4 separate regions of the Homo sapiens genome follow, and regions 1, 2 and 3 are each linked to region 4. Evidence: chromatin loops called from intact Hi-C (ENCODE). Cell type or tissue: ascending aorta. All regions are shown on one strand.

What was found. A loop is a pair of places that touch in the nucleus more often than their neighbours do. Peaks named below come from ENCODE experiments on the same cell type or tissue, not always from the same donor. Only the 100,000 strongest peaks of a DNase experiment are listed, where the experiment ranks them.
Region 1: it touches region 4 in a loop (3-fold over the local background); 3 of 110 quality-filtered maps call a loop at or near these places.
Region 2: a loop joins it to region 4, with 2.8 times the contacts of the local background. A loop is called at or near these places in 6 of 110 quality-filtered maps.
Region 3: a loop joins it to region 4, with 3 times the contacts of the local background. A loop is called at or near these places in 2 of 110 quality-filtered maps.

The regions. Positions count from the first base shown.
Region 1 is chr15:25,780,433-25,788,432 of GRCh38, forward strand. It overlaps ATP10A (ATPase phospholipid transporting 10A (putative)), which reads right to left. Exons shown (of 21, transcript NM_024490.4): 2 at 587-791. Among named protein-coding and RNA genes, the nearest start is that of MIR4715, 64 kb to the right of the region's middle. In ascending aorta, a CTCF peak has its summit at 3,251 (motif pointing right); DNase peaks (open chromatin) are centred at 5,037 and 7,899; H3K4me3 peaks cover 683 bases; H3K27ac peaks cover 3,012 bases.
Region 2 is chr15:25,736,621-25,744,620 of GRCh38, forward strand. All of the region lies in intron 2 of ATP10A (ATPase phospholipid transporting 10A (putative)), which reads right to left. It also overlaps the pseudogene RNA5SP390. Among named protein-coding and RNA genes, the nearest start is that of MIR4715, 110 kb to the right of the region's middle. In ascending aorta, a CTCF peak has its summit at 3,388 (motif pointing right); DNase peaks (open chromatin) are centred at 931, 1,741, 3,391 and 7,101; H3K4me3 peaks cover 1,594 bases; H3K27ac peaks cover 7,543 bases.
Region 3 is chr15:25,671,860-25,679,859 of GRCh38, forward strand. It overlaps ATP10A (ATPase phospholipid transporting 10A (putative)), which reads right to left. Exons shown (of 21, transcript NM_024490.4): 21 at 6,853-8,000. The coding sequence ends at 7,482. Among named protein-coding and RNA genes, the nearest start is that of LINC02250, 97 kb to the left of the region's middle. RefSeq lists enhancers at 848-1,556, 1,557-2,264. In ascending aorta, no CTCF peak of the experiment used is centred here; DNase peaks (open chromatin) are centred at 3,282, 6,225 and 7,942; H3K27ac peaks cover 7,821 bases.
Region 4 is chr15:26,079,224-26,087,223 of GRCh38, forward strand. It overlaps TRE-TTC2-2 (tRNA-Glu (anticodon TTC) 2-2), which reads right to left and starts at 3,082; the gene lies at 3,011-3,082. RefSeq lists a silencer at 3,320-3,389. In ascending aorta, CTCF peaks have their summits at 3,463 and 3,663; DNase peaks (open chromatin) are centred at 2,508 and 3,188; H3K4me3 peaks cover 1,332 bases; H3K27ac peaks cover 1,842 bases.

The DNA.
Region 1 (8,000 bases), 300 kb before region 4:
AGACCTGGCGGGTGGGGCCCTTTCTCCCTGGAGCAGGGACAGATGTTGGGCAGCCCAATGGAGTCGGTGTGTGCAGCTGTCACACGTGCTTCCCTCCAGCCTCTCACCCCTCACCCTGCTGCACGGTGGCCAGGGCACACCAGAGGCAGGATTCAGCTACGAAGACCTCGCGCTGAACCCAAACACCCTTGAGGAGAAAATGTTCCTGAGCATCCTGGTGGGAACAGGCCATGACTCCTGCTGCGTTGCCATTTAGTAAACCAGTGAAACAGCTAGGTACGTGTTGACCATCAGCTGCTCATAAATGTTCCTTGTAACTTTACAGGAACAAATAACATTCTGCGAAACTTAGACATGCACAAAAGAAATCAGAGTCAGAGAAACTGAATCCTGCTTCCCACAGTCACAGGCGGGTCATGGGCTCAGGTAGGTCAGGGGTCCTCTCAGACCCTCAGACTCGTCTACTAGGAAAAACAGCCTGGTCTGACAGACAGGAAAATGCAGGTGCTCTGAGCCCCAGAAGGCTGTCATGGGGACACTGTGTGGCTGTAATGCCTGCAAGGCCCTGGAAACGTGGGTCACTTACAAGCTCCGAGAAGCCGCGGACCACCTGCCGCCGCTTCAGGTTGGTCTCTCCATCCAGGTTGGCGGTCTCGATGTGGCATAGCCCGTCGGGGTCACTGGAGGAGAGCAGCAGAATGTCCGCAGGGAAGATTTCGTTGCAGCGAAGACGCACAAAGTCTCCCACGTGGATTTCTTTCCAGAATCGGTTCACGTATTTCTTTTCTTCCCTAGAAAACAGATTTTGATTAACAAAACTCACGAGACATTGGTCGTGGCTGGATCTGGGTGATGGGCACGTGGGGCTCATATGGCAATTCTTTCTACATTTGCATAGGCTGAAAATTTTGATAATAAACAGGTGTTTTAAAAAGAATATTTGGCCGGGTGTGGTGGCTCACGCCTGTAATCCCAGCACTTTGAGAGACCGAGGCGGGCAGATTATGAGGTCAGGAGTTTGAGACCAGCCTGACCAACACGGTGAAACTCTGTCTCTACTAAAAATACAAAAATTAGCCGGGTGCGGTGGTGCGTGCCTGTAGTCCCAGCTACTTGGGAGGCTGAGGCAGGAGAATCACTTGAACCTGGGAGGCAGAGGTTGTAGTGAGCTGAAATCACACTACTGCACTCCAGCCTGGGCTATAGAGTGATATTCCGTCTCAAAAAAAAAGAAGGAAAAAAAAAAGAATATTCATACCACTGAAGCTCACTCAAAGTAAAAGAAGAAAAGAGTATTCATAAAGGCCACATATTGTATGACTCCATTGAACAAGCAAATGCATAGAGACAGAAAGTGGATTTGTGGCTGCCAAGGGCTGGGGGAAAAGGGAGTACCAGTCACAGCTTAACGGCAAGAGGCTTCTTTCTAGGAAGATATGAATATTCTGGAATTAGTGACAGTTGCACAACACTGAATGCACTTGAATTTTTCACTCCAAAATGGTTAAAATGACCATTCCTAGGTCTACACTCAGAAGAGCTGAAAGCAGTGACTGGAACAGGTATAGCAAGCCAATGTTCACAGCAGCATCACTCAGAATTGCTAGGAGGTAGGATAATCCATGTATCCATGAACAGGTGAATAATAAACAAAATGGAGTATTATCCAGTCATGAAGAGAAGTGCTATAATACTGAAGACATTGTGCCAAGTAAAATGAGCCATTCACAAAAGGACAACTCTTGCCGGTTCCACTTAATATAAGGTGCCCAGTGGGGGAAAATTCAGAGACAGAAAGTGGATTAGGCACCATCAGTGGCTGAGAGAGGCAGAATGGAGAGTTACCATTTTATAGACACAGAGCTGCTGTTTGGGGTGATGGAAAAGTTTTGGAAATACGTAGTAGTGATGATTGTACCACACCGTAAGTATCACTAATGTCACTGAATGGTACACTTAAAAATAGTTGAAATGGCAGATTTTATGTGCATTTTATAATTTAAAAAATGTAAAATGGTTAAAATATTAAATATTATATTTTGCATGTTTCATCGTAATAAAAAATAATTAAAACACGTTAAGCCACGTTAAGCCAAATGGGACTTAAAGTGCAGCAGGTAAGGGAGATACTTGGCAGTTGGAAGGCCCCCTTACCTCCCAGGGACACATTCCAAGCCACCTGCTTAGAACAACACCCAATACAGTCAGCCTGCAGAACCTACGAGTCACTATCAACAGATATTTAGATTAAAACATAATTTTTAGATTTCTTCTTTAATTCTTTTTCCTGGAATAACAGGCTAACTAATGTCACAAAGGTCATTTGTAAGAGTTCCTTGAAGGCGGTTTTGGCCATTTTTAAATAAGTGGAGGAACATAAATTTATCTGAACAAGGTATGTTACACCTTGGAAACATACCTTGGAGAGGAAATCTCATTGAGAAATCCTCTGGGTTGCCGGGTGCCATGGCTCACACCTGTAATCCCAGCACTTTGGGAAGCTGAGGCAGCAGGATTGCTTGAGGCTGGGAGTTTCAGACCAGCCTAGACAACATAGTGAGACCCCCATCTCTAAAAAAAAATTAAAAAAAAAATTAGTTGGGCATGGTGGCACGAGCCTGTAGTCCCAGCTACTTGACAGGCTGAGGCAAGAGCCTCACTTAAGCCCAGGAGATCAAGGCTGCAGTGAGCCGTGATGGCACCACTGCACTCCAGCCTGGGTGACAGAGGCCCTATCTCAAAAACAAAGAAACAAAAAATCTGTCCTCTGGGTGATACTGTAAAAGAGTAAAAAGCACTAAAACACATTTCATGTTTACCATAACCATCTTACTAATCCTCCCATCCTACACCCCCCATAAAACTCTACTCTCACCCGAGTTCCAAGAGAGCAAGGAGTTTGGTTTGTATCTGGAGGTGGACTGTGTGGGCCACATCTATCAGCTCCCTGAGCATTGGATGAGAAGTATGGAGAGTTTGCAGAGCTAGGAAGCCACACGCCAATTTTCTCTCTTCTATTTAATTCCCCTGTGTGGATTTGAGGGACCCCCCCCTGGCAAAGTTCCAGAGGCTCCTAGGAAACCATCGGCTGCCCTAGATGCTGAAGAGAGGAGTGTCCCCTGCCATTTTAAGCCTCTACTTTTTTTAAATCCTCTAATTCAAGATCCACCAAACCAGTTATGTACAAAGCATAGCTCTGGGGCACTACGTTGGGAACAAAGATACATTAGATGATGCGGTTCTGACCTCGAAAACAAATGCAAGGCAAGCTATCACCGCTAGAGAGCGCCCTTTGGGGACTGTGGAGTCAAGCCCCTGAAAGTGTTCCCAAAGTTGTTCTTCCTGAGCTTACCCAAGCATTCCTCAGAGCTGCTTCTCCTGCTGTGACAAGCTCGGTCACCTGCAGGCCATGTGGTCCCAGCATGGTCAGTCCAGGGAACCATGGGGTCCTCTGGCCATGCAGAGGCTCGTTCCTCAGGCCCCAGCCCGAGGTCTGAGAGGAGGCATGGCAGTGGCCCCCATCCCCAGGCCGTCCAGCTTACGAAGGCCAGTCGGACCCCTTCTGAGCACAGACAGGAAGCTATGATGACTGAGACACTGACATATCTAGCCATGTGCCTACTTCCTTTTCCAAAGGTCAAGCCTTGACTTCATGTCATTACAAGCTTTTTTGTCCTTCTTCCTTCTCATGAGCGTCTGCTGGGCTCCTGCAGAGGACACGAAGCCATTTGAAAGGGCCTGTCCCTTTGGAAGAAAGTTTCCCAATGCTCAGTCACAGTTTGCTCTCAGAGGAAGGCAGCCTATGCCCAAGCATCGGCGGGGCAGGCTTTGTTGCGATGGGGTCCCCAGGAGACCGGGCAGTCCTGGGCCTCACCCTGGGCGGAGGAGGAGAGACACCGCAAGGCACTGTCTCTGTTCAGTTTATGTTAACTACATTCCATGTATAACTCTCATCCAAAATAAAGTCAGTTTCCATCTGCTTTGTAATCATAAAACAATAGCTTGCCTGCCCCATCCAGGAGGCTTTTAAAATAGAAACTTCAGGGGAGGCATCTGGGCTCTGAAGGAGATTCCCCCCTGAGGACCCTCCACACATGGAGAGATGGGGGTGCCACGTGCAGACCTCAGGTCACTGTCCTGGTTTGTGGGAGTGGGGGAAGGGGTTCCTCATGGGCTGCAGAAAGGACGCTGGCTTCTAAGAAAAGGCCCTGGCCAGGTGCAGTGGCTCACGCCTGTAATCCCAGCACTTTGGGAGGCCAAGACGGGCGGATCACAAGGTCAGGAGTTTGAGACCAGCCTGACCAACATGAAGAAACCCCATCTCACTAAAAATACAAAAATTAGCCAGGTGTGGTGGCACGTGCCTGTAATCCCAGCTATTCAGGAGGCTGAGGCAGGAGAATCGCTTGAACCCGGGAGGTGGAGGCTGCAGTGAGCCGAGATCGCGCCACTGCACTCCAGCCTGGGTGACGGAGCGAGACCCCGTGTCAAAAAAAAAAAAAAGAAAAAGAAAAGGCCCTGCAGTCCATGGGAATCCCTACCAGGGACAGACCCTGGAAGACTCAGATTCAGGAGCCCCTTATGAAGGAACAGCGGGACAGGCCCCTCCTTACTGCAGCAGACCAAAAAGGCAAGAGATGCCTCAGGGGTCCAAATCCTGCAACCACTCCAGCTGGAGCACCCGGCAAGGAGCCTGGGCCCACATCAACCCTGCCATGTCACCACTGGCTGCATTTCCCTAACAGCCTTTCCTAATGTCCCCTGAACTGTGTCCCCCGAGAGACTATTTGGAGAGAGAGGCTCTAAAGAGGATTAAAGTTAGAATGAGGCCATAAGGCTAGGCCCAAATGCAATGTGGCTGGGGTCCTTATAAGAGAAAGGCAGCAGAGGCGTGCGCACACAGCTGTAAGGACAGGGAGAACATGGCGAGGGGAGGGGCCTCAGGAGGACCCATCCTGCCCACACCTCGGTGTCTGACTTCCAGGCTCCAGAACTGCGAGGTGATACATTCCTGCTGTTGAAGTCACCCCATCTGTGGTCCACTGCCACGGCAGCCTGAGCTGACGAATACACTTAATAACGTCCATTCTCGTGACTCTGGCTGGAAGGAGCAGCTCACAGGCTGTAGTGACAGAAACTGAAGGGCAGGCAGAAGCAGTGAGTGGCAGGAGAGGCATCTCACCCTGCAATTTATCCCCATGCACAGGTTCTACATACCCCCAAGACAGAAATCGAGCCCACTGGCACAACACTCTTAATACCAGCCACTCAACCACGCCCTTCTTGAGGCTTTTATCAGCACGGACCTCTAGAGACAGGAAGAACGGCTGGCTGGGGAAGTCTGGCTGTGCTGCTGAAGAGGACATCGTTGAATGGGCATCCAGTTCTCTGGCCCTGGTGGCTGGAATGGGGGCACCACCCACCTCGCCCAGGGGCAGGGTCTGCTTGGAGAAGGGACAGAGTCCAACAGTGACCAACTTTGAGTTCAAGAAGCTGGTGGGGCTGTGCGGGGTCCGGTCTCCGGAGGTGTCTCCAGCTTTGAAGACAGGCAGATGGAGACAGAAATATTTGGGGGTCTTAAGCACAGAGGTGACAGCAGCCCCCACTGTGGATGTCATCACTGAGAGCACCAGGGAGAAGTGTGGGGAGAAGGAGAGCTGAGGGCTGAGCACAGGCCATGCAGGCAAGGTCGTGCCCAGGCGGGGAAGCTGGCGTTGTGGCTGGGGGCAGAGAGGTGCCACGCCAGCACACGGCATCAGGGTGGGCCAGGGCTGACCACACAGGGCCCGGAGGACACAGGGTTCCTGGGTGCCTGCCACCCCAGCCAGCAGCCACAGGTCTGCCTCCACACCTCGGCCTTCACCTCCCACGGCCGAGTGAACACGGCTGGAAGGACATCTCGAATGTGTGCCCGTCACCACCGCAGTTTTACTCCATTTTTGGAGACAGTAACTTCCAGTGGCACATCCATGAAGGCAGACAGTCCTCTTGCGCATCACTCAAGCACATTTCATGCCCAGCTGTAGCAAGACCATGTAGTCTTTTGAACGACAGAACTGTTCTTCAGAAGTGGACCTCCCCTACAAAGGCCATGGACGACTAAGAGCTTGGGACAGGTCTTTAGGCCACACCAGCAGGAGCTCTAGACGCTAAATTCCTCTCAGCATTGAGACATCATTATCATCTTTTTTTTTTTTTTTTTTTTTTTTTTGAGGCGGAGTCTCGCTCCATCCCTCAGGCTGGAGTGCAGTGGCGTGATCTCGGCTCACTGCAAGCTCCGCCTCCTGGGTTCACTCCATTCTCCTGCCTCAGCCTTCCGAGTAGCTGGGACTACAGGCGCCCACCACCATGCCCAGCTAGTTTTTTTTTTTTTTTTGTATTTTTAGTAGAGACGGGGTTTCACCGTGTTAGCCAGGATGGTCTCAATCTCCTGACCTCATGATCTGCCCGTCTCGGCCTCCCAAAGTGCTGGGATTACAGGTGTGAGCCACCGTGCCTGGCCCATTATCATCTTAATTGTAATAACAACATTAAAAAATCAGCAAAGCTGTGCTGGATATCCTATTATGACCCAGGCCTGCACAGAACATTTCACAGTCTCTCTCAGTGAACCCTCCCACGATCCTGACAGTATGTTCCCACTTACAGACATGGAAACCAAACGCGCAGAGACTGACCTCCCAAAAGTCACACAAACCTGGGTGACTCCAGGGTCTGGGAAGCCTTAGAGAGATTTGGTTTTGAAAGCACATCTGATCTGGTAGCCTAAAGGAGGAATATCTCATGAAGACTATAAAGTGCTAAGCAAAAAAGTTCTTCCATTTTTCCCTTTAAAATTATGCAGTGCAGAGACTAATGTGGTCTGAGATAAAATATCACTAAGCTTGAGAAACGGTGGAGGCCAGGCATGGTGACTCACATCTGTAATCCCAGCACTTTGGGAGGCTGAAGTAGGAGGATCATTTGAACCCAGGAGTTCAAGACCAGCCTGGGCAACATAGTGAGACCCCATCTCTCCAAAAAATACAAGAATGAGCCAGGTGTGCTGGCACACCTTGGTCCGAGCTACTCAGAAAGCTGAGGTGGGAGAATGACTTGAGCCTGGGAAAGTTGAGGTGGCAGTAAGCCCTGATTGCGCCACTGCAGTCCAGCCTGGATGACAGGGCAGGACTCCTTCTTAAAAAAAAAAAAAAAAAAAGAAGAAAGAAAAAGAAAAAGAAAAGAAAAAGGTGGGAGGAAAGGCAGACAGTTCCAGATTTGTGCCAGTGTTTGACACAGACATGGAGTAACACAGTTCAGTCCATTTGCCAAAACCACTTCCAATGTGCAAACAACTGGAGGGGGCTTGTCCAAGATCAGGAGTCACCAAACTGTGTTTTTTTTGCTACAAACTGGGAAGTGCCCCCTACATCGGCCTGCATAGATGAGGGATGAACTCCTCCCTCACTGGTACCACCTGCAGTTGGGACCATCTGAGGTGTGGCCATAGAAGGACACTGCCCTCCCCCAGGATCACCTTGGGGACTTCCCTCTGGGCTAAACAAGCCACTGAGAGAGTTCCCGCTAGGGCAGGGTAGCTGTTTATTCCCCTGGCTTTAATCAGGCTGATTTGGTGGCTTTGAGAGGTGCTCCCAACGTGGGCAGGGCACACCTGACACTTGAGGGGCCCCAGCCTGGCCACCTGACAAGTTCCTTCTGCACAAAGCCGCCACACCCTTCCTCACAAAATCCCTCCTGCAGGAAACATGTAGGAGCAGCACTAAACAGCTGGCTTTGGAATGATCAATAATTAACGAGGGTGCTTCACATCTGGCCACTACTTTCATTTAGGGTCACAAAGCCACGGTGCACACACAGTCTCAAGTGCATTGATGACTCATCCCCAGTAAGACAGGGCGCCAGCCCAGAAGCCTGGACTCTGAGTGCCCGAGTTCCTGATCTGCAGAACGGGGGTCTGTAGGATCGCTACAGTCTCCCCCAGCAGACACTGACCCATTTCC
Region 2 (8,000 bases), 340 kb before region 4:
AGCCAACAACTTCTTTAGTATTCTGCTCAATTAAAAAAAAACCCTGACAACTCACCACAAAAATGTCTTTAGAATTTTTCCATTGATAGATAAAACAGAGCCTGGCTCATAAGAAAGGCTTAGGAGTGGGGGGAAGGAGGAAGAAGGGAGAGAAATGGAGGGAATAAGCCTTCAGTATAAACGAGCACAATTAGTGGATTTCTTTTTTATCAGCTCTCTGGTCAGGCCTGGCATTCTACTTAATCTAGCAAGTGTCATAACATGGTAAAAAACTGAACTGTCTTTAATGACACATACAAAAAGTGAAGGTGGTTAAAAATTATAGAAATGGCATAAACACTGTTGACACCACCCCAGGTTAACTATGGCTCTGCCGCAACCACACATTTCCCTGCATAGAATACAGCCATAAAGGTAATTACTCAAAACTCAGTTCCTACTGTTTCCCAGTGTAAAGCGTACATTAAAAGGGGCGTGTGCTAGATAATCGTAGCTCGATTCAATAACTGAAATTGAAATGCTATTTTAAAAGGCTCTTCTTGGAGTGTAATTAGCCATCAGTCTCTCTTCTCCTTGGACTGAAATGGCCTCTCGCTCTATTTCCAGAGCAGGGCTCTGTTTCAAGGAGTCTTGTGTTTATTTAAAGCCTGTGGATTATCTTGAAACCAGTGGATGGCTTTTTCCAGGGCAGACATTTGCAGATACAAAGTACAGGATGGCCATGAAGGCAGTGAGTTCCAGAGAACACCAGGATTATTCTTGGCAGACGAGGAGGGTAGGACTTAAAATATTTTGTCTCTGTTTATTATTCTTTCTCTCTAAGAAAAATGTCATGGACATGGCTCAGAAACAGTAGGACATTCTGTCTCTGGGACTTCAGAGCTGTGTTTGTAATGTTCTACCAACAATCCCATGCCCTGGGGAGTGTGCGCAGGGGAGGTCCCAGGCACGGGACGGCTGGCTTCCTCTGCATCCTTCTGGAACTGGGGAGGATTTGGAGGATTTTTAGAACTGGAGGGATCTCTAGAGACTGGCATGGGCTGAACTGGAGCCCCTCATCCGCCGCTAGAACTCATATATTGAAGTCCTAACCCCACGTAGCTCAGAACGTACCCTTATTTAGAGAGGAAGTCTTTAAAGAGGTAACTAAATTAAACTGAGGTCATCAGGGTGGACCCTAATCCCACATGACTGGCGGCCTTATACAAAGGGAAAATCAGGACGCAAAGACACACAGAGGGGAGATCATGCAAGGACACAGGGAGAAGCCAAAAAAAGAGGCCTCAAAAGAAACCATCCTGCTGACCCCTTACTCCCGAATGTCCAGCTTCCAGACCTGTGAGAAAATAAACTTCCGTTGCTTAAGCAGCCCAGTCTGCGGTGTTTCATCAATGAGGCCCCAGTAAACGAATACAGAGACCATCTTTGAGTTTCTCATTTAAAAAGCATTTCATATCCAGAGCACACCTTCTGGATGAGGAAAATCCTGTTTACATTGCTTATTTCTAACAACAGGCAACACACAACACTCCCCATTTAGGAAATACATTGATTTATCCCTCCATCCACTCATGTCTACCCCTGACTCATTCCAAACCAGCTTTGAGGTCATGCCCAAGTTATCCATCAGTCAGACTTGTCAACCTGCCCCCTGGAGCATGGACAAAAGTAGAGGCCCCCGATCCACCCTTCTGCTCTGGGCACACTAACTCCATTCTTCTTAAAAAGCAGATATCCAGCTAGGGAAGAGGAAGCAGTTCTACAGATGGATGGTGGTGATGGTTGCGCAACAATGCGAATGAACTTAATGCCACTGAACTGTACACTCACAAATGATTACAATAGTAAACTCTGTGTTATGCATATTTTGCCATGATAAAAAATTTCATTTACTGCCATGCCACCCTGAATGCATCCAATCTTGACTGATCTTGGAAGCTAAGCAGGGTCAGTACTTGGATGGGAGACACAATTTAAACATTTTTAAGTGGATATAAACCAACTCTGAGAATTGACTGAGAAGAAATGAAATAATCATCAAGTTGAACATAGACCAGAAATCTGGCACCTTTCAGTACAAGTACATAAAGTCTCCCTCGCCAGTAATTCGTGAGGGCACTGCCATTCTGATCGTCATCACCATCAACATAATTACAAGTTTGGGGAGGCTTGCCAAATGCCAGGCATTGTGCTAAGTGCCCTACAATTATCAGGCAACCCTGCTAGAAAGTCAGTTTTTGCACCACCTTCAACTTAGGATCTTTAAGTATCGTGCCCAAGGTCACAGTGGTCTTGGAGTGACAGACTGGAGCTTTCTTGGCCTCTGAGCTATCAGCTCAACCATCAATACCTGCAGAGACAATCTGGCATTAACAGAAAAAGATTGTACAAGTAAGCCAGAAAATGTGTAACAGATTCTATAGAAACGTCCCCCAAAATTTAAATTGCTTTTTATTTTTTATTTTTGAGACAGAGTTCTGCTCCTGTCATCCAGGCTGGAGTGCAGTGGCGGGATTTTGGCTCACTGCAACCTCCACCTTCTGGGTTCAAGCGATTCTCCTGCCTCAACCTCCCAAGTAGCTGGGATTACAGGCGTGAGCCACTGCACTCGGCCTTAATTGCTTTTTAAAGTTCTAAGTTTCCAAAATTTAAGTTTTAGTATTTTGAAAACATGCTTCAGCTCAACATACCTTAATCTGATCATAGATACCCTCTTTCCATCTTCAGCAATGCCTGTGGATGTGGGCTTACCAGAGCCCACTCAAAAACAGAGTAAAAAATCAGGAGCGAGCCCGGGGACTTAGTGCTAGTTCTTCTGATTAATAAATATGAGACTTTTGGCAAGTGAAGAGAGGGCATTTGGACTCGGATCTCCGGGGTCTCTGTTGCCCTATAAGTCCACAATCCTGTAGGATGCAGAGATGGTTCCAATGAATCCCTGTGCTTGGGATGACAGACTCACTATTGCAGAAACAGCATCACCTGCAAAAGTGCTGCCCACACATGCCAGCCTCAAGCTGAAGCACTGCCCTCTGCATCTCTGCTGCAGCACCCCAGCATCTCAGACAAAAGGAAGCAGACACCGTGAAGGGTTCGCCCACTGCAGAGCAACATGTTCAAATAAATATCTCACCGGCAAGAAAGAAAGTGCTCACAGTTTCTGTTGTTGTCTTACAGATATTTCTGAAACTTCTTTGGGCAAAGTGATTTGACCTGACTAGGTGGAAAGAAAGAGGCAGGACAGTGGTGCAACAGAGAGCCCTCCAGCCCTGCCCCTGAACTTGCGTTTCTGCTAGAGACCGCAGCAGCAGGTGCTCCAGGGATGCCCAGAGCCCTGCGGCATGCTTCTGTTTCCTCCTGATGCCTGGGACCTCCTCCTGGTAGAACAGCTGTGTCCCCTCTTCAACCACATGGGGGAGGCGTGTGTCTAATTCAGCAGTGCCCAGATTGCTACTTGAATGAATGGTTTGATTCACAGGGGAGATTCTGTTACCAACCTTGTATTTCACATTTGTATTAAGTGAATTGCTACTAAGTACTCAACAAAAGCAAATACAGATGTCCTCCATCTTGAAACAGCAGTGATGTTGGAAAGGGCATTTACAGTCCATTAAAGAGGATACTGTTATTTTTTTTCTATCATAAAAAAACTAAAGTAAAGAGGTTCATATTGCTTCAGCCATTGGGTGAGCACACAGCACAGGTGCACACTTGGGTCATCTGCAGGTCTGCTGCCAGCAGGGACCCTGCCTAACGCTCCAGGTGGAAATCTGTGAGTGAGGCCACCTGTCTGGGTCTCTGGATGATGTGGGCAGAGAGAACCCTGGTGAGAGAATGCACAGAGAGCAGGGGCCAGCACCTGCCAGCCAGGCAGGGCCACCGCCTGCACCAGCAAGAAGACGTGGAAAACACACACACTCCCGTCTTCTGCATCTGGATCCCGTTCTGAAAACGCCCTTTGCATTTCCCTTCATGATACTCCCAGGTCACAAGGAGGGTGAGGTCCCCCTGGTTCACTTCCAGCCTTGACATCACGCCTGGACATGGTCCTCGAAGGCTCTCAGTGACAAACACAACACCTCTGTCTACCTGGCTTTGGTCTCGCCACCTGCTATGGGCCTGTTTGTCCCTGGACTGAATGATCCCCGTCTGATCACAGAAGTTTTCCACCTTAACAAAGCCTTGGAGACAGCTGCTGCCCTACAGAATGCAATCCTCATCCCGTGCAACAGCAAAGCTCTGCTCAGGGTCACTGCGCTGACCTCCTCGGCTACCATCCCTCCCAGCACCCATTCCTGCCACGCAGGGAACCCTGAGGAAGCCCAAACCTTTCTGCATGGCTTCCTCTGTCTTGCCATCCTACAGCATCAGGCGAAGTGCCCTTCATTTAGCATTTCAGGATGTTGTCTTTTCTGGAGAAGCCTTCCTGACGGCCCCCTGGTAGGGTAGGCAGGTGCCACAGCTCCGAACTTGCTTAGTCCCCATGCAGACATCAAACCCCGTGCTTCCTGGGTGTGGCTGGAGCTGGCTCCCATTCCTCCTTCACTAGACCACAGGTTCCCTGAGCACAGGTACTCTGTGCCCTTGAGACCATCACAGTGCCTGGCACACACATGGTCAGAGGGTGACGAATGCTTATTTCAGAAGGATCTCAGGTGCCACAAGCTTCTGGATCACCCCAGAACTCCGTGCTGGGCTCTTGGGGACCTAGAGCCCCTGCCTGCCGCACCATCTCCCAAGAGGGCCTGCTGAGGCGTCTCTGTGGTTCCAGAATGCATAGTTCCTCTTTTTAAAGTGCGGGCTCTTTTCCCCTGGCAGCAATACAAAATGATTTCTACATAGCCTCTAATCCGGCTCCTTAGCTCCTTACTTATTGATCATGGGTAAAGAATGCCTTCATTAAATTAAGTCAAGCATTTTAACCCAAATTAATGGAATAATTACCCCAACTCTTTTGTTTTGTACTTTCTTTATTATTACTATTATTATTATTTTGTATTTCAATCTAATTTGTATTTACCACTTGATGGTCAGTGCTGTGGAAATTCAAAGGAGGGCAGATGGCCCGATCCCAATACTGAACGAATGAGTGAATTTACTTTTTCACTGCCAAGACTGTATTGTCAGGTGAACATTTTCAATTTGCTAAACTGAAACAGCAAAGTAGTCTGTTTTTGTCCACCACGTGTCTCCTGACACATAGTGGGTACTCAATCAGTTATTTATTGAAAAAATAAATAATAAATAAATACCCAAGTGAAAGCGTCTGGTGGCAAGAAACACCGAACGTACAAGGAAACTTAACTCAAAGTGATAATTTCTCCAAGTTCCACAGATTCAGTGTTACTCTAGGGGTTAATGCCCCGTGACAAATACTGAATAGAAATGAGCATGAAACCCATTTAGACAGCAATGTAATCTATAATAGCGGCTGTGATTGTATTATTTAAGGTATCCCAAATATGGAAGTGATAAGTAGGTTGGCCCAGCCGCTCATGGCGGGACACTCCACTGCACGTCACACAGCATGTGACGGAGAGTGCTGCGTCCCTGCCTGACGTGGTTCTCGTCTCCACGGTGACAAGCTGACAGGGACAATGAGAACTGGCATCCAGGCCTCCGCAGTCCTCTTTCAGAGTCAGCTTCACACAGGTCCACAGGTGGCTTCTGGGAGGCTCACGCCTCAGAGAAACTGATCAAGGGGTGTCTGGGTTCTGCCTTCTTTTTCTAACTGGAGATTTTCTTGCCGCAAGCACCAGTGTTAGAGATCAAGTGGTCCTCCCTTAGTTTCTGAGCAGAAAGGCAGCTTTTCCCTTGTTAAATTCTAGTTTAGAACGCAGGCGCCAGCCTCCCCTTGCCTTTTCTGCCTTTCATCTTTTGTCCCCTTGCCTCCTGACTGTCGCACAGTCAAAAAGCCTCGGTAGATGGTGGCAAAATTCAAAGGCTCACAGTGCGGGGTTAGAGTTTGAAGTCTCAAAATCAAAACCCTTTCTTTCCCTCCTGGCCCCAAACGCTCCATGCTGTTTCAGTGGGCTGTGGCTGTCAGCAAAGCCTTGCTTTCTCCTCCGTCAAATGCACCTAAGAGTCCCTAAGAACTGGCTGTGCATTCAGGCAGTAGGTAACGAGAGTTGTTTCACAGAACACCAAATTCAAACCTAGATGAGGGCTGCTCGTTAAAATTGCCCTCTTGAACGTATTTGTACTTAATCCAACAGGGTGTCCCTGCATGAAACCCGCCTGCAGCCCCTCTGCTGAGCTATTAGCACAGTGAGATCCACATCAGTCTGTCTGCTTCCACAGCCACAGGCCACTTAGTGCCTCTTCCATCACTACAGGTGGGGGTGATGGTGTGAGCAGAGGCACGGCTTTTGGGTGTGAACGTGTCATGCTTTAGCGCTCACTCAGTAGACAGCCTTGCTGGAGAAAAGGTGCTCTCTCTGTGCACAGCGTAAGAGGGGTCTGGAGCCTCAGTGTATTTGTAATAAAAGGGACCCTAAAGGCAGAGTTCCATGGACCACAGGGCCATTGGTAGCCACATAGAGGAAGACCATACTACTATTTTAGAGGCCAACTGGGATGGAGAATACAAAAAGAGGTCAGCTAAGAAAAAACCTCTTGCGCTAATCTGGGGAATGATTCCAAGACTGAAATGGCAACAGAAATGTGAAATTCTAAAGCACAACCAGATCTGCTCAGTCATCAGATTCAAAAGAAAAGTTATCCAGCACCAGACGACTGGGCAATTTGGACCAAACCTCTAGTTACTGGCAAACAGAGATGCTGGACAGAAAACTGAAGACAGCTGCCTGGAGGTATGAAGGATTTAACAAGAAAGTGAAGAATAAGCAAGCCAAGAAATAAAAAGACAAAAATCCAGAGTTGAGGCTGGGCTTTGAGGTTTCTTTTCCCTGAGGAGGGTCTACAGCTTCTGCAAGATGTAGTTAAGAGGTTGAGTGGAGCTCATGAGACACATGTTGGTGCTCGGGGCCTATATTAGTTGCCTGTAGCTGCTGTAACAAATGAACACAAATGTGGTTGCTTAAAACAACAGTCATTTGTTGTCTCGCAGTCCTGGAAGTCGAAAGTTGGAAACAGGTCTCACTGAGCTACAGTCAAGGAGTTGGCAGGGCTGTGTTCCTTTTGGAGGCTCTAGAAGAGAATGCATCTCTTTGCTTGTTCCAGCTTCTTAAGTCACATTCCCTGACTTATGGCTTCCTTCCATTTTTAAAGTCATCAGTGTGCGGGGATTGAGTCTGTCTCACGCTGTATCACTTTGATAGTGAGGTCTGATTAACAGCCTTAATTCCACTTACAACCTCCATTTCTGCTTGCTATGTAGCATAACATATCCACAGGTTTAGGTGAGTAAGATGTGGGCATCTTTCGGGGGACCACTATTCTGTCTACTATAAAACCTACCAAGAGAGGGGCCTGATAAACACCTATGCTTTCTAACGCAACCAGGAAGAACGGCATCACAGAGGTGAACTGCGGGAAAGAGCTTCAACATGGAACTTAATACAACACGGTGCCACTGCATCAAACACATCCAGAACACTGCTGAGCTCCTTTTGTGCAGCTGCTACCCAGCTTAGAGTCAACTGAGTGGCCCAGAAAAATCTCAATGTGAAAAATGGAGTATAATAATTCCAAATTGCTAGAACCCCTAGATACTAAACAAAACCAGCAAAAGTCTTCTTTATATATGTGTGTCTGTGTGTGCACATGTATGTGTGTGTGCATGTATGTGTGTGAGTGTGTGTATATATATATGAAATACAAGGCCTCAAATTATTTGTAAAAAATCAATTTCCAGGTACAATGTCAGACACAGACTCAGGGATAACCAGGCATAACAGGATGTAAAGCATCATGGAAGAACCAACAAAACAAGAATAGGAACAGATCCACAGGAAGTTTAAAATCATGCTTGCTGTGATCATAAAGCTAAAGATGCACCTGAAATTTTACAACAGCTAGAAATTATAAAATGTGACCTT
Region 3 (8,000 bases), 410 kb before region 4:
CTGGCCACCCCCATTCTACTTCCTGTCTGCACAAGTTTGACTACTCTAGGCACCACATGTAGGTGGAGTCACATCATCTGTCCTATTTTTTTCGTTTGTTTGAGAAGGGGTTTCACTCTTGTTGCCCAGGCTGGAGTGCAACGGCACGATCTCGGCTCACTGCAGCCTCCACCTCCTGAGTTCAAGTGATTCTCCTGCCTCAGCCTCCCAAGTAGCTGGGATTATAGGCGTCCACCACCACGCCAGCTAATTTTTGTATTTTTAGTAGAGACGGGGTTTCGTCATGTTGGCCAGGCTGGTCTCGAACTCCTGACCTCAGGTGATCCACCAGCCTCAGCCTCCCAAAGTGCTGGGATTACAGGCGTGAGCCACCGTGCCCGGCCCGTCCTTTCGTGACTGCCCTCCTTCACTCAGTTTCCTGTCCTCTAGGTTCATCTGTGTTGTACATGTGTTAGACATTCCCTCCTTTTAAGACGGAATAATATCCCCTTCTATGTAGAGTCCATATTTTTGTTTATTCATTCATCTGTCGGCCGACATGGGCTATGTTTATCTGTTGGCTATTGTGCAGAATGCTGCTATGAATATGGCAGTGTAAATATCTGTGTGAGTCCCTGCTTTGAATTGCTTGGGTAGGTACCTGGAACTGTAACTGCTGGATCAGATGGTCATTCTGCCTTTAATTTTGGGAGGAATTGCCACATTGTTTCCCACAGCAGCTGTGCCATTTTGCATTCCTTCCAGCAGTGCACAGGGCTCTGGAGCTTCCACATCTTCACCAGCTCTTGTCATTTCTTCATTGTTTAAATGATCCAGAAAGCCTTCTTAATGGGGGTGAGGTGCTATCTCACTGTGGTTTTGTCTTTCTCTATTGATTAGTGATGTTGAGTATGCCTTGACTATCCTTGTTATGAGATTTTATATGAATGATTACCAAAACAATGGAAAAAACTCTTGTAGGATATGTTTGGTGGTTGTTTTCGAGGGTAGACCGAGGGTAAGGGAAATCATGGTGCCTGGGAGGGAGAAGGGGTCCTAGGGCAAGACGAGGTGTGCGGAGGGTTACTAGTTTAAGGACTAACCTGTGGTCACTGCTCCTGAGACACTTGTACGGATGTGTGCACGGCCACATCCCAAGCGTAACATCCTGGGGTGGGACGAGGAGAAGGAGGGTCACAGGGGCAAGGGCCAATGAGCAGGGCCAGTGAGCAGCATGCAAAACCATACCCAGGGCCCCTCAGGGGCTCTGAGGGCTGCAGGGTGGGCTGCCACTCCAGTGGTCAGCCGTCAGGATGAACTGGAATCTCATTCCAACGTGGAGGGTGGGTTTTACAGGAGCAGCCCACTCCGGTTGAGCGAGGTAGCTCAGGCAAAACCTGCTGGACTCCCCCTATGCGCTGGGCAGGGGCGGAGGAGGCCCCTGCTACCCACTGTCATGGACACTCCTTGGCAGAAATTTCAAACAAGCGTCGAGGAGAGGTGGGGCTTCCTGGGTGTCGGTCTTATACAACTGCTGCTCCCGTGCAGCAGCCAATGGCTTTCAGCTACATCAGCTGCAAAAGAGGTACATTTCTGTCAGAACTGTCCTCATTCTGCAATTTGCTCTCTTCAGTTTCAAACTACTCTAATGTGTCCTCACATGTGTGGCCACACACATAGGACTTTCACAAGCATGAACTGGACCCGACAGCTGGGGGACGACGTTGCCCTTCCAAGTGACGGAGATGTCACTCTGCAGTGGGCCGGGCTTCCAGAGTAGAGCGTTCTGAAGGACTCACCCTTCGTCACTGTCACCCAGAGAAGGCCTTGCATGCCCTTTCTTGTCTGCTTTGGCTCATTTTTGAGACTGCCATGCCCAGAAGTCCTGAGAACAACAAACTATTTTTTTTTCTTTGCATTTAAAGAAGGGAGGGGATGGCAATGCTTCTCTCTGGGAGTCTTTGGTGAAATCCACAATTTCCACTGGGCTTCTTAGCCCTGTCTTGGCAGCCTGGCTGGGCTGCCTCAGTGCCCCACCTGTCCAGAGCTGTCCTGCGTGTGCAGGTGCCGAGGGAGACAGCTGTGAGTGTGTAGCAGTGATGGGCATTCACCTAGTGGATATTTCCCGGCTCCAGCTGTGCTGTGTTTGGGCCACGGAGTGTGATGGGAGACAAGGAGGTTGCGTGTCCCTGGACAGTTACCGCTGTTACACTGATGAAAAGAACGTGATGGCAAGCCTTGGTGTGTGTCCCCAGCCTGGGACGCTCTCCATCAAAGTGCATGTGGGCATGAGTTGCATGGTGCCCTGACGCCCCTGCAGGGTTGGAGGGCAAAGAAGAAGCTCACCCAGGTCCCCTCAGGCTTGCTGGGTGATGAGGCAGAGCCACCCATGCACCGTGGGGTCAGGGCTCTGGAAGTGTTTTCCAAACAGAATAACCATGGCAGCCTCTTGTACCCCAAAGGCCTGAGAGTGAGTCTTCATCACAGGCCTTGAGCTTGGACAAAGGAGATTCAGGATGAGAAAGACGCTTGGCACTACCTGTCTACACACCTCTGCTGTCTTCCCAGCGTAGGGACTGCTGTTGATAATAAATGACGTCTGGTTAACTCAGACGGCCCAGCTAGTCAGGATCCCCTTCTTTGTTTTATTTAGTGATTGTGTCCCTGGCCAGGCCTCTTTAAAATTCACGGCTTCGGGAATAATAAATAAATAAAAAGAAACTTCACAGCTTCATTCTGAAGGCATAGATGGGTCAGCCCTGGCTGTCCAGAACATTTTTGCATTTCTCTCTGGATTATTTGCTGGACAGCTGGTCTGTCTTACATTATTTATTATTTTTTTGTCATTTAACTTTGAGATGCAAAGTTAACATCTGTAAAACTAAAAAGATAGCCTTTTCTAAAATAATTAAATTATGAGCTAGGAAATACCACTTTCTGCAGTAAAGCACGAATCTGCCTGTGGCATTAGAGAAGGCAGCTGTGCTGAAAGCTGGAAGGGAAATGGGAGGACAGCCCGGGGCCTGGGGCCTCCCCAGTCTCACCTGGGTTGCTGTCGCCCTCCAGCCAGAGAGGCTGGGAAAAGGTGAAAAGCAGACAGGTTTGCAGTTCAGGGAACAACCTGGGCTTTGTGTGCCATTTTAAACAAGAACTGAGGATGCTGAAAATTCCTCATTAGGAAGAAAACCTTAAGAGCCGGCCGAAGTCTGCCCTGGCTGGATGGCTGTGGGTGTGCGCACGCTGCTCGGGGAATTTTGGAAGCCGCGGATGGTCTCCCGGCAAAGTTGGAGGCACATCGTGTACTGGTTGGGCCTGAGCCTGGGCCTGGCTCAGAAGGTGTTGGTTTGTGCCATCCCAAGTCTGAGCCATGTCGTACACTTTCCAGCGAAGGCCTCCAGCTGTGGTTTGATTAATGAGGACCAGAGAACAGCAGTACCATTCTAAGCGTCCTGTAAGCACTCTTGTCACTTCTGTTGTTCCAAAACACTTGCCCCAGGTTAGGTATAAACTAAGGTCAAGTAGTTCGAAAGTATTTTAGTGCTTTTAAATACAAACATGAGAAGGGATTCATTCAGTAAGACACCAGGTTGACGTTGTGTGAGAACAGGCTAGGTTGAGATAAAAAAGGAGTTGCAACAGGAAGATCCTCTGGGTGGGGATCTCAGGGCCCGTGTAACAGCAGCCACACCACTGAGAGGCCCTGGAGATGGCTTCCCTTCTGAGTGAGATGAACCCCAGGGGCTGGGAGGGAGGGAGCAACCAGGCTGTCTTCCCCAGAGCTTGCTCAGACCACCAAAGGCCATCATTTCATTAAAGAAAAACAAGGTCAGGCGGCGCTGGCTTACACCTGTAACCCCAGCACTTTGGGACGCTAAGGCAGGCAGATTGCTTGAGCCTCGGAGTTTGAGACCAGCCTGGCCAACACGGCGAAAGCCCATCTATACAAAAAATACAAAAATTAGCCGGGCATGGTGGCAGGTGCCTATAGTCCCAGCTACTTGGGAGGCTAAGGCAGGAGGACCCTGTGGGCCCGGGAGGTAGAGGCTGCAGTGAGCTGTGATCACACCCCTGCACTCCAGCCTGGGCAACAGAATGAGACCCCGTTGGAAAGGAAAGGGGAAGGGGAGGGGAAAGGGGAGGGAGAGGAGGAGGGGAAAGGAAGGGACCAAAAAGCTGGTGGTGACAAAGTTGATTTTGTGATCCACAAATGTGCCCTCACCCTGAGTGTGGGAAGCTCCCCTGGACATGGGCTCTGCAGCAGTGGCAGGGTGAACACTTATGAAAGTCTTCATGCCTTCGAGGTAACAGGTCCAAACAGGTGCATTTTCAGTAGAGATGCGAGGAAAGCAGGAGGAGGGCAAAGCTGAGTCCCGGCCCCTTACCGAAGGCACAGATACGATGAGGGCAGGTGCCTCCTGGCCAATGAGTCAGGGAGCCGGGACCCTCTCTGTGCTCACTCCTCTCCCAGGTCTCTCTCCCTGCTCCTCTCTGCACTTTGCACCTCTCCCCGCGCCTCCCTGGCCTTGCTTGGCTTGGGCCACTTCCATGTGCAGGGGAGAAGCTCTGCTTGTAGTTACATCCAAGCACTTGCAGCCATGCACACTTACAGCTGGGGCCTGCATTTTCTAGTCACAAATAAGGACATTGCCTATGTCTCTCTAACTCCTACACCCACTTTTTCTCTATCTATTCTATAAATGACTGAAAGACAGTCTGGGTATATTTGTGATTTGTCTATTTCTCCTTTTTGTAAATTTGAGTTTCACGTATTTTAAAGCTCTGGTTATTAGGAGTACATCACTTGGGCGATTCTCATGTCCTGAGAAGGCCTTTTTATCATTTTCAGGTCCCTCTTTATGGCCTGAAGTCTATGTTGTCTGATATTAATATAATTATGTCTCCTTTCTTTTACATATTGTTTATATATTAAATCCTTTTGCATCCTTTTACTTTCAACCCACTATCTTTATACTTCACATGCCTTCTTTTGAAGAATGCATGTCTTGTCATATTAGCCAGAGATTACAGAAAATATTAAATCATAATGGGTTACTGCAAGCAATTGTCCTTTACCTCTGATTATCACAGGAATGCCTTCAGTGTTTCAGGATTACCACTCATTCTTTGATTCTTCAAACATTTTCTCAGCACATTCAAACTGCTAGGTTCTGTGCAAGGTGCCAGGGATCCAAAGTGAAGAGGACATAGTATCTGACCTCCGAGAACTTAGAATTAATTGATTTTGACTTTGAGCTGGGCACACTGTACAATGTCAAATGACTAACCCAGCTATTTTGTTACCAAGCCTCAGGAAGCCAGCCTTCCTACTTATTTTAGATTTGTTATTAGGATTTGGTAACCTATTTCACCTACTGCTTTTTTGAGATAATCATGAAGTTCGCCCCCATATTATGTTCATTTTGACACCAAACTTAGTTGCTTGCCATAGATTGTTATTGTGGATTTCCATAATACTCCCCATCCTAAAGAGCAGCTGTCAATGCCATTTACAACATGTATTTCTCTAAACTGGCTGTGGGATGCATATTCCTGAAGCCAGCGCCAAGGTCATTCCGTTTCCCAAGAGCAAGCATCTACTCTCCAGAGGAGAAAGACATCCTCTGGAAAGAAGGTAGGTTGTCTGTGCAAGGATCATCTGGAAGCTGGGAATCTGGAACTCTCAGATACGCAGGTAAATATGCGTCTAGTCCTTGTACTTGGTGCTCGCAACCATTACCTTAATTCAGGGAGCAGTGTCACCTTCCAAAGGAGATTCTTTTCCTATGCGTTGTTCCAAGAACAGAGGAGGTGGCATCAGGCTGGGCAGGGTTGGGACGGCTGTCACCTTCGGTCCGAAATCACTGGCTGAAGCCCCCACCACCCCTTTGTCTCCCCATTTAACAGGGCATAGAGATTCTTCTGACGTCCACTCATGCAGCAGCTCAGGTGTTCTAAGGGAAGTGGACCTCTCCTCCCAGCTCCAGCTGGGAGTCCCAGTCAGCACGTTCCCCTCCATTTGCCAGTGAATGGTTCTGAGGATGTTGTGCAAGCTATGCAGGGTGAGGCTGAGGAAACCAGGACTCTGTTTGGAATGTGGAGAGAGGGGCCCTCTGTGTCTTCTGAATAGTGATGCATGGATAAGTCCTGGGGGTGACTCCAGCCAAGCATCCCCGTGAACAGAGGCAGACTCAGGACAAAGCTGTCCCTGAAAGCTGGGAGAAAAGCCCAGGTCTGAGTTGCTGAGTCCAGGCACCCTCTCTTGGGACCTACACTGAGCCTGTGCCTGTTTTTCTGCTTGACTGGAATGAGGTGCATTTTCTGTGACTTGCGATGGCCCACACTCATGGCTCATTGCAGAATGAGCCATGCTTTCCTGATACGCCATGCTGAGGAATTTCCTTGTCCTCAGATCCTATGCCCTCTCTGCATTGCTGTCCTCGAAGACAGCATCCAAAGAGGCCCTAGGTCCCTCCCACACAGCAGGGAGTACACCCTTCACAGTCCCGGTGCCGAGCAGAGCCAGCAACTAAGAACTGTTTGACAAAGTAGAAAGAAGGGCTCGGAAGATGACATGCCATATCATTGCCTTGGGTTGTTATCATTTCCTGCCCTTCCTTTTCTAGTTTTAGAGGGACAGAACTAATGGCTCATTACAAAAATGCCTGAAGACCGCTGAGCTCCTTGGCACGTGGTGCTGATGGCCTGGTGCAGGGTGCCATGGTGGCCAGCTGTGCAGCAGCTTTGGTATGTGCCATGCAGCTGTTTTCTTCATAGCCTCTAAAAGGACTTGCCTTACGGAAGTGCCCTGAGATCATACTCTGTGAGGTCAGGTATTAATCATTTCATACACCAGTGGTAACTGGACACACTGTCTTTGCAAAGTGAAAGTTGTTTATTGCTTGTTACGATTTAACAGGCAAAATACGACACCAGGGATGTAATACCTACAAGGCGGTCTTCCTGAAATGCCTGCCCGGAACAGAATGCTGGGATGCACTCAACTGTGAATTTTTCTTGAGGTCTTCCTTTCCTTCATCTGGATGAAGTGGAGCCCAGCCCTCCTGTGTCAGTGAGACTGGAAGCCTCTGGGGGCCATGTGCTCTGCCCTCTGCCATCTCTGCTCATTGTTCCCCCATGTTCACACCTGCCTGCATTAACCATGAGCAGTCACACATTTGTACTCAGTGCGCAGTCACACATGTTGAAGAAAACAAATCGTACTGCTTGTTCTTAAAAATGAGATGAAAAAATAAATCTAAACACACTTTTCAAGTGTTACTCTTCTTTAAACTTTTATATATGTTAAGGCTCTTCTTTTTCTTTTCAATATACTCTACTTAGAATTTTAAAAAATAAACTTTCTTTTTTGGTACCTCTTGTTTCCTGTATTAGCCTGGGAAACATTTAGAAATACATCTCCCTAGAACTCTTCTGTGCAAATAATAAACATAAATAATATTAACATTTATTTATATATATTAAAAAAGGCCATTTCAAGGTTTTCACTGTGACCGCCTTGAAGATGCTCCTATAAGTAGTCTGTGGTCTGGCCCTTGAAGTCCTGATCGGCCTGAGTGGGGCTGGACAGGAAGTCCACGTCCCGCTTGTCCATCTGCAAGCTGCTCCGTCCGGGAGAACTGTAAGACACTCCCCAGCCTGCTGACCAGCGACCAGGAGGAAATCCAGTTGAGTAAGCTGAAGGTAGGCAGGCTGAAGAGGGAAGACAGGGGGGTCACCCTGCCGGTGCTGGCAGCTCTCACCTTGGACTCCTCAGGACACCCTCCTGGACTCCTCAGGACAGCCTCCCCTGGCGCAGAGGACATGGGGGCCGGTGCGCTCAGCCCCTCCAGCAGGGTGTGCTCCCTCACTGGCATGCTCATGTCCACTGTGCTGGGCTCCCCGCTGGCCTCCAGGGAGCAGACCGGCTGCTGTGTGTGCCAAGAAGGCTGGGACAGGGGCACAGAGGTCTTGACTGTCCTCCCTGATGAGTGCTCGGTTCCCGAGTCCTTCGGGAGGCGTCC
Region 4 (8,000 bases):
GAAGGGGAGACTTGGTCTACTTGAAGAATGGCCCCTCTACACTGCAACAGGAATATGTTGTAAAGATCCCCCTTCCCCATTCTCCAGAGGACCTGTGGTCATTTGTTCTATTAATTTACACTGATTTTGATGTGGCACTGCTTCAATCCCTTGCTGCAGGTAGGAAGCTCAGAATTTTTATTGTTATTTATTCCTCCTTCTCTTCCAATACTTTTGTGTGGTTCCTTGGAGCTTAGTAAGTAAATGATGTTTTGGCCTCAACCTATCTCAGCATGGTTCCTGTGGGTTGCAGACCAACCTGATTCCATTATGTACAATTCAGATATACATACTTGGCAACTGACATTATTGTAGTGCTCCCGGAATCTTGGAGTGAGGACTACTATGGTGAGAAAAGACAAATGGTGTTCCCAGAACTTCCCCCTTCTTATCAAAATGGTAAAGCCAAAGTGATCCTGCTTCCCAGAGGGAATCAGAGAGATTTGTGCCACCAACAAAGACTTGAAAGATGCAGAGATTTTCCTATCATCTACCCAATTATTCACTTGTCCACTTGACCTGTGCAAAAGACAAACAGATCTTGAGAATAACTTGACTCATGCACATTTACAGCCCCCTTCACCTTGCTAACTCATCCTTCAGGTCTCAGCTGAAATATCATTTCCCTGAGAAACTTCTCTGACACATAGAATAAGTTGTGCACACCCTCCCCCTCCCCCAAAAGTCAGTAAGGCTGAGCGCATAATGGTAGATGACAATTTACACAAAAATAACACTTGCATAGGTTGGTCTAAAGCCAGGAAAACAGATACTTCAAACAGGTAAATCTAACAGAGGAAATTGGTTGCTAATTTTTTTTGAGGAGCTAGAGGAGCAAAAGGGGCTAACAATTAGATTATTCAGCTATTAGTAACTGCAGATGCCACCATTCACTTAGGGTTGAAAGAACAACAAAGGAGGATGGTATTACCTGCAGGTAGGAGTTTGCCATGCAAGACCTCTGCTGGGCACACCATTGCCACTGGGACCACACCACTGTCAAATCCACTTATGCTCTGCTGAAGCTTCCTGGCTCGTGGAGCCCACGGCTGCCCACTACTGCCACTGCTAGTGGCTCTTAGCTGATGACAATCCCTGTCAGAATGTTCAGTGCCACTGGATTGCATAGTTGCTGGCAGCCATCAGGGAATGTCTGCTGCCAAGGACACCATCAGAAGCTCTGCTTTCTTGATATATTCCAATCTTCCAACAGAACCTCCCTGGGGCAGGTGCTAACCCGATGTCTACTGGAAAGGGAGTCTGGGGAATGGGGTTTGCAGAGATCCAGGCCCCTCAAAAAGGAGAATACTATAAAAGATTCTAAAGAGGACACAAACAAATAAGAAAATGACCAGAGCAGTCAACCCTTTTGGCTACTTGGCATCCATTCCCAGCCTTCCACTTGAGTTTCATTTCTGTACAATACAACGCTCAGAGTAGCTTGCTGGATTTATGAAACAAGTGAAACATTTTCATCTACTTTTTCAAAAGGTGGGGCACAAAGTCCCATCTATAGCTGTCCCTGAAGCCAACCCTGGATGAGGCTGACAAGTTAGTTCTGGCCAAAGCCAATGGTACCCTGGAGTTGTGTAATGGAAGTGGGAATGGAGAGTTGCCTCCCACTCCCACTACACAATCTTTTAAGATTGAGTTTTTGTGTGTGTGTGTATGTGTATTTTAGTAGAGATGGGGTTTCTGTAAAGCATCCCCTGTAAGTATGTCTCAGATGGCAACCAGTATGAGAGATATTTACAGGAGAAGTTTTTCAGAACTCAATCATAAAAGAATTGTCATATGTCACATAATAGAAATGTCTAATGCAATAATTGCAAGGATTCAAATGATCTTTTGGACCAAATCTTATATTGCCTCCAACACAAACTGAGAGCATAGAATTAAAATTCGGTCAAGGAATGGAAGTGACTATCTCTGCATGAATAATACAATTTCCCCCCACATAAAATCGTATCCCTGTCTGCAACCCATGCTGTTGGTTTATCAATGGTCCAGGCTCTCACTGGTTCATGTTCATGCTTTCTTGACGGATTTTGATTTTGATTTTGATTTTGATTGTCCGAATTAGGCTGAAGCATCAGCATTGGGAGTAGTCACAAGTTGGTCAATCCAAGTGAGTGGCACAATGATTGTTTCAAACAATAGAACTTTCAAAGGATGCCCCTGCCTGTTCTGGAAGCGGTTGGCTCTCCACTACTCACACAGGCTTACATTATGGTTAAGAGTATCCAGGCCTAAGCACGGAAAGAAATATTTTAATCCCATTTGGGAAATGGCTTAGAAGCTAAGAAAGTTTCAAGAACTTTCTACCTCTGAAAATGTGCATTTGCTAAGAGTATTGACCTCAACTTAGCCACATGTGTGATTCTATCCAGAGGCTGATCCCGTGCCTCAGTTTCCCCAACTTCTGTGAAAGCTGACTTGGTGAATGGGATCTGGTTTCTGTCCTTGCCCTCTACGTCCCTGTGCAAACCTCTACTGAAGCTATATTTCTACTTGCAGACCTCTCACTTCTTTATATCCCAGCCCTAGTGACTCCTGCTTCAGGAAGCGCCTCCCCTCCCTTCTCAGTCCTCAAAAAACTTCAGAGGGAGGCTCCTGTGGCATGGGATCTTCCATGCTCCTTCTTGTCCCTCCATCCTGTTCACCATCTCGCTATCTGCCGGCCGGAAACACTCACTGGGGGCATAGAGAACAGTGAATTGCCTAGAACGTAAGAATTCCTTTGTAAGATTTGACCCCTAAATATTATCATTTGTTGTGAAAATTTGGTATGCAAACACAGCAATGCTGATTACACAGCCCGTTTTGCCGGGGTTGTGACCTACGAGGTGAGTCTTCAGGTCTCCACACATCCTTAAGGATTATGTAGCTTTTCACAGTCGTGTTTTTAAGCTTCTTGCTAAGGCTTATAAATTTACGAGTTTCACTGTGTTCCAAAAGAAAGGTCCAGTCATTCCCACACCGGGAGTCGAACCCGGGCCGCCTGGGTGAAAACCAGGAATCCTAACCGCTAGACCATGTGGGAGATGACAAGTAACCGTTGAATTCTAAACCAATTGAATCATTTCCGCCTGCCCTTGCTTTCCGCCTTCTGCCACGCCTCCGACAACAAATCCCTGTCTGCGCCTGCGCCTGCGCGGGCTTTCGGTGCTGACCGCTTGTTGATAGAGGTGTGCTCCTTCTCGAAAGGCGGAGGCAGGGCTGGGCGCTGTGGCTGCTGGCACTACCCAGTTCTTCAGCAGCGCTGTGCCTGGAGGCCCCCAGCCCCTCGCCCCCCGGCTCGCGGGAGGCGGCACCAGACCTCCTCAGGCCCTGGTCCCTAGGAAACTGCAGCCCGGCCTCAGTTTCCAGAAAGCTCCTCCGTGCGATTTGGGAAGAGCACGGTTTGAATGGTTGAAAATAGAGGGGCTGAAGAACCGAGCCGCGCGGGCCTGGCTCCGGGGCTGAGTTCCCTAGCGGGCGCCGAGCGGAGCCTGCCATTAGACCCCATTTTGCCAGTCAGGCCATTTTAACTGAAATTTTGCATTTAGATTAATTCTAATTTCGTGAGCCAAGCCCGAATGGATGAAACCCCGAATAACCCATAGGACATGTTTTGGAGCGAAAGGCCTTCCGAAACTGCGGGCTTTAAGATCTTGTTCAGAGAGCATGCTCTTTGCAGGGACGTGGTTGGAGCTGGAGTTCTTTATCCTCAGCAAACTAACGCAGGGAACAGAAAACCAAACACCGCATGTTCTCACTTGTAAGTGGGAGCTAAATGATGAGAACACATGGACACATAGAGGGGAACGACACACACTGGGATCTATGGGAGGGTGGAGGGTGGAGGAGGGAGAGGATCAGGAAAAATGGGTACTAGGCTTAGTACCTGGGAGATGAAATAATCCGTACAACAACCGCCCATGACCCAAGTTTACCTACGTAAGACACCTGCGCGTCCTGCACATGTATCCCTGAACTTAAAAAAAAAATCTTGTTTAGGGATGGCCTTACATTATTAAAACAAAAATAAAAACAAAACACCTAAAATCATACGGGAAGAACCCACTAATTGCACTATGGTAACAACACTTCCATGGCCAAAAAAAAAAAAAAAAGTAAAAAACTAAACTGCTGAATGGCAGATAAACATGTAAAACCCATAAAAGAAAAAAAAAAGAGACTGATATTAAATAGATCAGAAACTACACATGAATGATAATAAGACAAACACTGCTATATTAAAGTGAGAACTTAATGAGACCAGGCCCTTCATGGAGAGGAAGCCTATGGCTAAAAGGCATTTGAGAAAGATCTCAGCCTCACTGATTGACAGCCAGCATTTGGCCAACAAGCAAAAGTGTGGAAATGTCAGGTACCGGCAAGCATGTGGAGAAAAGGAATTTCCTAGAAACTTGTAAAGCTTGATCAGGGAGGGAGATTGTCAGGATTTCCTAAACGTGCCTATGATCAAGCAATTCCATTTAAAAATTTTTTGCAAAACCAGTATGGTTCTGGAACTGCTGTGCATACACGGAACACGAAGAAATACTGCTTTGAAAATACCTGTGTCAGACACAGCCTAAGGCACAGTAGCACTACCACACTGCAGCCGGCAGAACCGTCCTAAGCAAAAAGCACAAAAGGATGGAGGGGTTAAGAGATTCTTAATTTCAGCTGTAAGAATTTCAAAGGTCTATGTGATGAAATTAAATAATTCTTAAGTATTTCAAACGTTTATGGGATGAAATCACTATAAACAATGCAACAGCCAGCCCTAGGCTGGGAGAAAATATTTGAAATATGTTTGATAGGAAAAGGTGACTATCCTTAAGGCACGACTGAATCTAAGCATGCAAGAAAAACCCACAGAAGGGGCTGAGGCTGTGAATAGAGGATTTAGAGGAGAGGGGTTCTGATTGGTCAGCAAATGGGGGCTGGAGCCAGCTCTACCTTGCTGGTACCATAGCAACACAATTTAAAGCAGTTCTAAAATATCCAGCATTAGGGAGGAAGTGAGGCCACAATCTCAGACAATGACAATAGGTACAGCCCGTTTGGGGCAGGAGCAACCTGACAATTACCTATCAAAATAGGAAGGTGCACCTTCAATCTAGAAATTTCAATTCAGTGTTGCCCAAGGCCAGGAGCCCTGTGATGGCCAGGTCTTAAAGGAGTCAGTGTGAGGGGACAACTCTGGGCAGTAGCAAGCAGTGGGGACTTGGGAACCCTGAGGCCTCTACATCCTGGTCTGCTGCTCCTACACCAGGACAAGGCCATTCACCTTTCTGACAAATGAATAGAGCGGCTGGCTTTCTCCTGCTGTGCTGCGCAGTTTTGCTGGGAATCGCCTGCCCAGGCAGAGGCGGTCTTCCCCAGCTGTTTCTCTCTCGGTGGTGCCATGGATGGATAAGGGGTGAGTGTTGATTCCAGGCCCAGATGCTTAGACAACTGGCGATCCTTTCCCACTCTGCTAGTCCACTACCTGAATGTAGAGGATTCTGAGGCTGCAGGAGGAGCCAGCGCCACAGATGGAAAGAGAGCGGGTCCCTGAGTCACTGCGTGGAAGCCCCTTCCAACCACCAATGAACACATCGGGTTTTTAAAGCTAGAAATAAAGTTTTATTGCATTCATCATTTAAATTTGGGGCTTGTTTGTTATCACTACCCTAAGCGACACAACAGGATCGTGGAAAAAGGGCAAGCACCACAAAAATGAAACAAATGTTCTAGTAGATGATTACGTGCCTTAGCAATGATGGGGGTGGGGTGGGGAGACATGGGGGTAAAGTATGGTAGAAACTGAAGTACAACAAGAAGGCTTGAATAGTTTGCTTCATTTTACAGAGAAGTATATCAGGATCCTTCGCTTCAGTTTGGTAATATTAATCCAAATAATTTTTAAAAATAAGAATTAATCATACATTTCTATAATTTATTGGACACTTGATGTATTTTAATAATTTAGAATTTAGATTTCAGAAATGTTTAGATCTGAAAGATAACTGGGGATTGTCAAGGCTAGAACCTGAAAAATATCCAGGAGGTAGAAATCACTGGCCCCAAATCATCCAACTGAGAGATTTAGTGAAATCCTTTTAGCAGATCATCCTGTATTGGTCCCATGATAAAAATAATATTGGAATATGATGAAATGAATGAAAGTCTAAACAGCATTTTTTCCATCAAGGAATGGAAAGTTCCATGACAACAAACATTCTGAACCAGTGTCTATTAGTTGTAATTTGGGTGCTATATTATTACTGGTAATCAATGGTTTATTAACTTGAGCAACCTGAGAGTTAAAGTAGAATAATATGGATTGTGTATGTGTGTCTGTGTGTATATTCATGTGTATAAGTTTCCTCCCTCTTTTGAAGTCAGATGTCCCTGGCATAAATGCTACTTCTAAAAGCTGACTAGTGCTGGGCAGGAGAATCGCTTGAACCTGGGAGCAGGAGGTTGCAGTGAGCTGAGATCGTGCCACTGCACTCCAGCCTGGTGACAGAGCAAGACTCCGTCTCGAAAATAAAAATAAAATAAAAATAAAAATAAATAAATAAATAAAAGCTGACTAGCTAATTTTTGGAAAAACTACTGAACCTTTGAATTTGAATTTCCCTCTATAATAAAAAGAGTCTCTGTGAGAGCACTGAGTCCTTGCGAGGGTGAGTTCTTAGTATCATGCCTGAAATGAAGGTAGTACTTACTGTGGGTTAATTGCCAGTGTCCACTCTCACCCTACAAATGTTCTGTGGAAAGCCTCAGTCTGGCCACCTCCACTCAACTACTGAACAGGGGTTAGCAGGGACCCATGGCTCCTCCAGTGACAGATCTTGTGGATGATCACTTCTCCAGTGGTGTTTGGTTCTGACTGAGCAAATTACCTGCATTTCACCCCATTCTGTCTGCCCAGACCTCTGTAACAGTATCATCCCCAGAAAGCTGAAGGGACTTGCTTAAGTGCACACAGCCAATTTGGCCAAGCTGCTGGGAAAGATATCGTGTGTTCTCTGTGTGTACATGTGTGCTTTCCTCTTCAGCTCTCTTTCTTTTGCTGGAATCTGGCAGTGCTTCTTGTCTTTATTGGTTATTTGATAACTGTTTAAGGCCTTGTGGTTTTTATCATCTTTAAGCCAATTAATCAGAGCTCTTTCATATGTAAACATCACATGTGCAACACATGTAAATACACAGAAAGACAAAAGAAGGTCCAGTAGTTGTAAGATTTTTCATTTGCCAGTTTTTAAGTTTCTTAAATGTATGTTTTCAAAAACCTTAAATTGAATGCAAGTTCCTTGGGTAAGAGTCATGTCTGCACTGGTTTTCTGCCCTGTCCGTGGAAAAGCATGGAGCGTAGTACACAGGTGAAATGCAACTACTTTTTTTTTTTTTCTTAAAGAAAGGGAGTCTCACAGTCTTGCACAGGCTGGAGTGCAACAATTTTTTTTGATAGGTTTATTTCCTTTTTAATGATAGTTAAGGTTGTAGAAATAATTTTTGGCAAGTCCAACTTTCTCAACTCATGTTAAATAAATGTGTCCAGTGGGGAAGGAAGATGATGACTACCCTTATTCTTGCTCTAACAAACACACAAAACAAAACAAAAATTGACATTGCTTCCAGAGAGTGTCTTTGGTGGTTCTCTAAGCCAAGCAAAACTTCTATTTTAAAAAGTAACTGTTTAATTATATTAGCTTAACCTCATGAAATTGTCAAGAATCCACTGGTTTTGACTTACTACAATGGAAATTTCATATCGTTCAACTTAATTCCTCTACCCCTAACTGTGAGTGTCAGATCTACCTATTATATTAACAGGGGAGACTAAATGGAAAGCTCACTGTTTAATTAAAATCTGAGGTTCTCCAACATCAATAAGAACAGCAATAACAACAAAAAATTGTACTTGCTTCCAAAATTACAGATACTTTGATTTTTAAAGTGAAAGAATATTTCAGGGG